2 separate regions of the Homo sapiens genome follow, and region 2 is linked to region 1. The links are chromatin contacts, found by Hi-C in ENCODE. All regions are on one chromosome and are shown on one strand. Each heading gives the region's core, a stretch centred on a gene start or an enhancer-like site at or near the end of the contact. The rest is flanking DNA. Distances are from core to core; before and after follow the strand shown. Region 1 holds the start of NEDD1 (NEDD1 gamma-tubulin ring complex targeting factor). Region 2 holds the start of USP44 (ubiquitin specific peptidase 44).

The links. Hi-C counts contacts between places; a loop is a spot of excess contacts on that map. Pooled maps may share reads with other maps.
Region 2: a loop to region 1 is called in a map of naive thymus-derived CD4-positive, alpha-beta T cell, with 8 times the contacts of the local background. The contact joins the promoter of USP44 here to the promoter of NEDD1 in region 1. A Hi-C loop is called at or near these places in 2 of 168 maps with a recorded cell type or tissue (both naive thymus-derived CD4-positive, alpha-beta T cell) and 6 of 50 pooled maps.

Annotation. Positions count from the first base shown.
Region 1 is chr12:96,905,775-96,908,925 of GRCh38, reverse strand. NEDD1 (NEDD1 gamma-tubulin ring complex targeting factor) reads right to left here and starts at 1,669. Exons shown (of 16, transcript NM_152905.4): 1 at 1,626-1,669; 2 at 1,070-1,322. RefSeq lists enhancers at 847-986, 1,027-1,116 and a silencer at 1,357-1,636.
Region 2 is chr12:95,549,677-95,552,915 of GRCh38, reverse strand. It overlaps USP44 (ubiquitin specific peptidase 44), which reads left to right and starts at 1,440. Exons shown (of 6, transcript NM_032147.5): 1 at 1,440-1,644.

The DNA.
Region 1 (3,151 bases), core at 420-2,919:
GGACCACAGGCGTGAGCCACCGTGCCCAGCCACTATCTGAAATTTTTATTTGTTCTTATAATGTCTGTCTCCCCACACCAGAGTCTTGAAACATTCCTGGCACACAGCAGTTTCACAACAAATAACTACTAATAAGTAACTTCCTAATTTTTAAAAAAAGTATGATAAACTAGCATTTCTGCAGGTCAGAATCCAGTCACACCAGTTTTTCCAAAACTCTAAAATTAGCAATATGGTCAAATGAGACGCCACTAAGTCCCTATACCAATACTTGGACTACGATGCCTTCAATCATTTATTCAGAGCATACAGCTGAAACACGTAATTCTAACAAGGTGATTTCACAAACCAAGGAAGTCTAGAAAACAGAAGGCAAAGAAGCTGCTCTAGACAGGCACTTTAAAGAGCAACAGGTAGTAATGAACGATAAGTGAGAAAAAAAGATGCTCAAAAGTACATGGGAGAAAAGGAAAGGGAGAGGGCACAGAATTATACCTCCCACACCTTCCTAGTATGGAAAGTGCAAGACTACTGCACAGCATTAGTGATGTCACAGGCAGGTCCCCGAGTCACCAATACAACAGCACACCTACGTCTAGTATAAGCCATTTCAGAGGACAAGTTAAAGACAGAATTATAGAAACGTTTCATTCTCGAGACAAAAAGTTAATGTAATTCACTCATGTGCTTCCTTATGCTCCATTCATCCGATACAGTGCTACTAAAAGCCATTAAAGTCACCTGCAGAGATGTAACACAATGTTTGGATTTGGAGCCTTAAACATGTGTAACACGTGCCCCCTTGGTTCCCAAGTCAAGGAACAACTAATGAATTGCTGGAAAAGCGAGCTCTAAGCCCTGTAAACCACAACTGCAAGCTGTGTCTAACTGCATCGTAACCAGGCCTGGTGAGCTGCGGGGTGTAGTGGGTAGATCACTGAGGCCTGGGCTCAGAAAAACTGGGTTCAAACGACCTGCTCCAACTTAGGAAACACAACTCGCCGGGTGATTTAATGTTTGTTTTCGGCTCTTAAAGCGGGGCGGGGAAGAGGACCATCTGCCCACCTACCTCGGTCTTCTAAGAACTGAGCATTAAGGGAGAGACTTTACATGAGTCCCTCAAAGACGGTCCCGTCGAAAGCTAGCAGTCAGGACACAAGGCGGTAACGTCGGCCTGGGTTTAGGGACAGCGGCTACAGGAACCAATTCAACTACACCACTCAGCTGAAATGAAAGTTCTCCAACTTTCAATCACCAAAAATACACTTTACTTGCAGGACAACAGCTCAAGTGAGGCTAACCTGTAAAATGCATCCAAGTACCTGCCAAAAGAAAAGTACTTGAGGTTGACAAAAAAGGAGACAGACTTGTGGAGACGAGGCAAACTTTTCGGAGGCAGCACACCCCACAAGGCTCCGGGAGGTGCGCGACCCCGGCCCGCGCCTCCCCGGACACTTCCCAGCCCAGCGCGCCGCCGCGCCCCCGCCCAGCAACCGCTCCGGGCGCGCAAAGCCCAAGGACCGCCGCCCCGCCCTCTGAGGGGGACGGAGCGGGTCTTAGGATCGGGAGGGTGCGCGGACGCGGCGGGCGGGGGCCCGCTGACCTCAGGGCCTCCGGAACCTCACCTCTCCGCAGCAACACAACAGGGGGCCGCGGCCGGCTCCGCGCTGGGCTTCCGGCTCCCGCCTGGACTGTTAAACTTCGGCGGCCGGAAGTCCCGCCCCGAGTGACGTCACGGGGCGAGGCGCTGCGTGCGGCTGTGGCTTCTGGCCGGACAGAAGTCGGGGTACAGAGGGTCTGGTCAGGGCGGCGCTGGGCAGCCGCGGGGGAAGTTATCCCAGTGTCAGGGCGGGAACTGCGGGCCGGGGCGGCCCTCTCCACGCCCCAGCGACGGAGCTCCGGCCACTGCCAACTGCTTGTCATTCACTTGCTGTTTACTGTGTGCCAGGCACTGTGCTAGACTCTTGAGTGTACAGTGATGGTTTAGCCTGGGGATACAGGGGTACAGTGAATTCTCGTGGTCCTTGGCCTTGTGGAGCTTACAATGCACTATAGGAAGCTGACGTTATTAGATGCTTAAATGGAAAGTGAAACTATGATAATGAAAGGTATAAGATGCACGAAGACCCATAATAAGGGAAACTATTGTGGATGTGGATTTAGGAAAGGATTCCTACATGCGATTTACAAGCCAGGAAACGCGCTCAGGCTGAGAAATAACCCAAAGAGTAGGCGTCTGCACTAACCTACTTCAAAACCCATGATCTTTCTTTCGCATCATGCTGCGAGGTCCGGAACATCAAACATCATCTGTTTGGGAATTCTTTTGAAGGGGATACTTCAAGGTGGAAAAGGAAGTTGCTGAGCCGAGTTTTCAAGTGCCCCTTCCAAAGGTCCTTTTATAGCTCTACTGACAATTTTTGCTAAGAATATTTATCATAAATATAGAGCATTTCTTCTGCAAAAAGTGTTATTCTTTCATCACAACTACATGGGGTGTGTTTCTGAACTAGGTACATCAGCCCCAGTTATCTGCATTCATATTGCAGATAATTGGAAAATTCTAATAAGTGCATTTTTTCAGAGCAGAAATTGAAATCGTAGCCAAGTTACTGAGGTTCATGGGGGAGTGGCAAAAGGAGAAAGATAGCAAGCAGCAACTACCTTAATTGTACAGTCTGCAGTTCTTGAGGCTATGAAATCCAATTTGGGCAGGGAGGAGGCCCAGAAAGTTGGGAACTAAGAAAGTACGGTAAGGGAGTGGGGGCAGGGAGAATGGGAGCAAATGGAGAAAAGAAAACTTCAAACAAAAAGGGCAATTAATTAAATCTCTGAAAATTGAAGCCAGCAGGAAAATTGAGACTAGACTATATGAAAATATATATAATAATACATGTAATATAATATATACATATTATATGATATAATACTAGTTATACATATAAAAATAGATATTTATTGAACACTTTACTAAGCACTGTATTTGTGTATATAGACGTAATGTGTATGTATGCAATATATATATAATTTCATCTTTCTAAAAACACATGAAGTATGTGCTATTATTTGTCCCCATTTTACATATGAGGAAATAGAGGTTAAGTAACTTGTCCAAGGTTACAAGTTTAATAAATGGTAGATTCAGAAGTTA
Region 2 (3,239 bases), core at 191-2,690, 1.4 Mb after region 1:
GGTACTCAGGAGGCTGAGGCAGGGGAACTGCTTGAACCCGGGAGGCGGAGGTTGCAGTGAGCCGAGATCACGCCACGGCACTCCAACCTGGGTGACAGAGCGAGACTCTGTCTCAAAAAAAAAAAAAAAAAGAAAAGAAAAGAAAAGAAAAACTGAGTATAGGGTGGAGGTGGAGTGGATGTTTATGTTTAAAAAGGGGGAGAAATGGACTCACTTCACAATTTTGCTTCCATTTATACCTAAACCCTGGGGCTCAGGGTTTCAGTTTCCAGTAGGCCTATGTTGGAAATTCACCTGCAAGGTACAAGTTTCCCTGACAGACCACCAAATAAACAATGGTCTTTTAAAAACAAATCAACTTTGGTACCATCTACTCAGCTGGCATTTACCTTCCTTACCTGCTACCAACCTCATTCTTAGAATTAAAGAAAAAAGGCGAATTCTAAAGCCCCTTCTACTCACTTTCCTCCACTAAGGCCATAGCTTACATCTGCTGCTCTTTTTTCCATACTCCTTTTTTCTCAACTCCTTTCTTTCATATTTGCCAGAAATTTAAGGTCGTTTGGGTTCCTCTCATTTAAAAAGTTCAACTGAAGTGTGTTGCTACACCTTAATCAAAAGTTTATGGCTGAGTTATTTAGCGTTTCTTTACCCACTTCCTCTGCTCAATCCTTCATCTCCTCATAACCATTGAAATGAATGCTATGAATATCTCAATGCTTAGCATGGTGCCAGGCATTTAGGTGTTGAAAAAAATGTTAAGCGAATATTAGTTATTAGGTAAGAGCATTGTCTGTAAAACTCTGAAAAGTCTTAAAAGTGATTCCTAAAATTTCACAAGCTCATAAATTCTTTAGTCTGCAATTATGATTCCTGAAATATTCTTCGATTCATGAAAGACTGGACTAGGAAATTCTAAAAATCGACATAAAGCATAAAAAGCCACTCTGAGGTTTATGAAATTTACAATGTTTTGTCTTCTTTTAATTCATTCGTACTTTTCTCTCAGGATACAAAGGGCAAAACTGTTTGTGTAGTAACTCAGAATTGAGTAGTTACACATCCATTAGGTTTCAGAATCGTTAAAATTTTATCTGGTTTAGGAAACTGCTTACCTTGGAAGGGCAAATTGCCATTTCTCTCCATCTGGGGATCAGGGAAGCAAGGGAAGCCCCCCTAAACATCACTTCCACGCTCCTATATTATGCTAAGGAACTTCTGGTTGATTCATTAGGCATTTCAGCAGTGTTTTTGGCCGGTACTAGGAACTGTGGAGAGGTATAGAAAGGGAGCAAGTGCACAGTCCCGGCCCCCAAAGAGGTTACGATGCAAATAGAAGCAGGCTCAGAACTCGGAACAAAAGCAGTGACTGCATAATAATGCACTGCTGGGGGTGGGGGATGGGGATCTGCACGCCCGGTTTGTGACTTCAGGAAAGCAGTTTCCAGGAGGTGAGAGTTTAAGCCAAACCTGAAAGAGGTTGATTTGTAATGATTTGCAGGGGGGCACTGGAGGCAGCCGCCAGGACTTTTCACTTAGGAGATCAGCATTTGCCCTGATGGAAACTGGGCGATCCTGCAGGGACTGACCTCTGAGTTATCCAAAGGCCGACCTGGGGAAAGACTGATTTTGAGGTTTTAATAGGTAAGTTTGGGGACATCATTGATGAAGGTGGGCAGGGAAGGAGGCTTTTTTCTTTTCTTTTTTTTAATGTTACAGTAAAAAGCTTAGATTCGATGAGACGGGTTAAAAAACAAATAGGAAAATTTAAGGAGAAGAATGACTATGATTGCTATGTAAAAATAAAATTGCAATAGAGAGGTTCTGGAGCTCAGGAAATGAGCTAGAGCATGCTATAATTTAGGCCTAGATAGTGAAGATCATGAATAAAATGGTAGCTGAGGAAATTTCAAAGTTGAATAAGTAGTAATAAGTATGAAGAAAAAGCTAAACTACAAACATCTGCTCTTTAATTACTAACACTAGTAATGAGAATTTGTCTCCAGCCTCTTCCCTTCCCACTCCGCACCTCTTCCTAGCTTACATCATTGTATTAAGGCATTTTATTGAAGACACTATTCAGCACTCTCCACCTATGCCTTACACAGCTTGCCTTTGCTTTTCTTCCCATTTCACTTTTTCTCTTCATTTATTCACATCATTTTAGTCCTTAAAAGACCCCGCCCAATTACTAGATCAGAGGGAGGCAACTAAGACTCTTCCTATCTCCCAAACGACCTTCCAGAATGGTTTTATGGCATTATAATAGGAAAGCAAGAGTTTTGATTTTTCTATTATTAATATTTTGCTTTCAAGGAATTACAGGAAAAACCATATTGCATGCCAGAAATACTTAAATTTTAAATATTTCATCTTAAGAGATGCCCTCATGTAATGCTTTTAATGCATTTGAGAAATTCAGGTGGTGGGCAAAAGTACAACATAGAGGTTAGATGTTTTGAGTGGGAGAAGTGCACTGGGGTCATTATTGAATCAGAATTATTATGCACTTAAATATATAGAAAAAAGAACAAAATGAGTATTAAACTATGCAAATTCATCCCTTTAATCTTTATTTGCATGACTACATTTTATGCAGTTGTAACCTTAATGTACATATTTGGTATTTTTTTCAAACATGAATTGATTAGACATTGTTGCTATTTTGTATCTATTTTGTTAACATAAGAACTTCCTGTGTTATATCAGATTTTTTTTTTTTTTTTTTTTTTCTGAGACGGAGTTTCGCTCTTGTTGCTGCCCAGGCTTGAGTGCAATTGTGGATCTAGGCTCACCACAACCTCCGCCTCCTGGGTTCAAGCGATTGTCCTGTCTCAGCCTACCGAGTAGCTGGGATTACAGGTGCCCGCCACCAGGCCCGGATAATTTTTGTATTTTTAGTAGAGACAGGGTTTCACTATGTTGGCCAGGCTGCTCTCGAACTCCTGACCTCAGGTGATCCACCCGCCTTGGCCTCCCAAAGTGCTGTGATTACAGGCGTGAGCCACTGCGCCCGGCCTCTATGTCAGACCTTAATTAGCCATTTCCTGTTAGTTAGAATCCTGTGCCGCTCCTTCTTGCCTTTTACGGTGTTTGGATAATATGCTGTGAATACCTTTGTGCACTCATTTCTTTATTCAGGTCATACCACTGAAACATACTCCCCAGAATAAAACTGATGATGAAAAGATAGGAACAATTTTATACCTTGTCTTACATATTGCAAGATTTTGCACTGC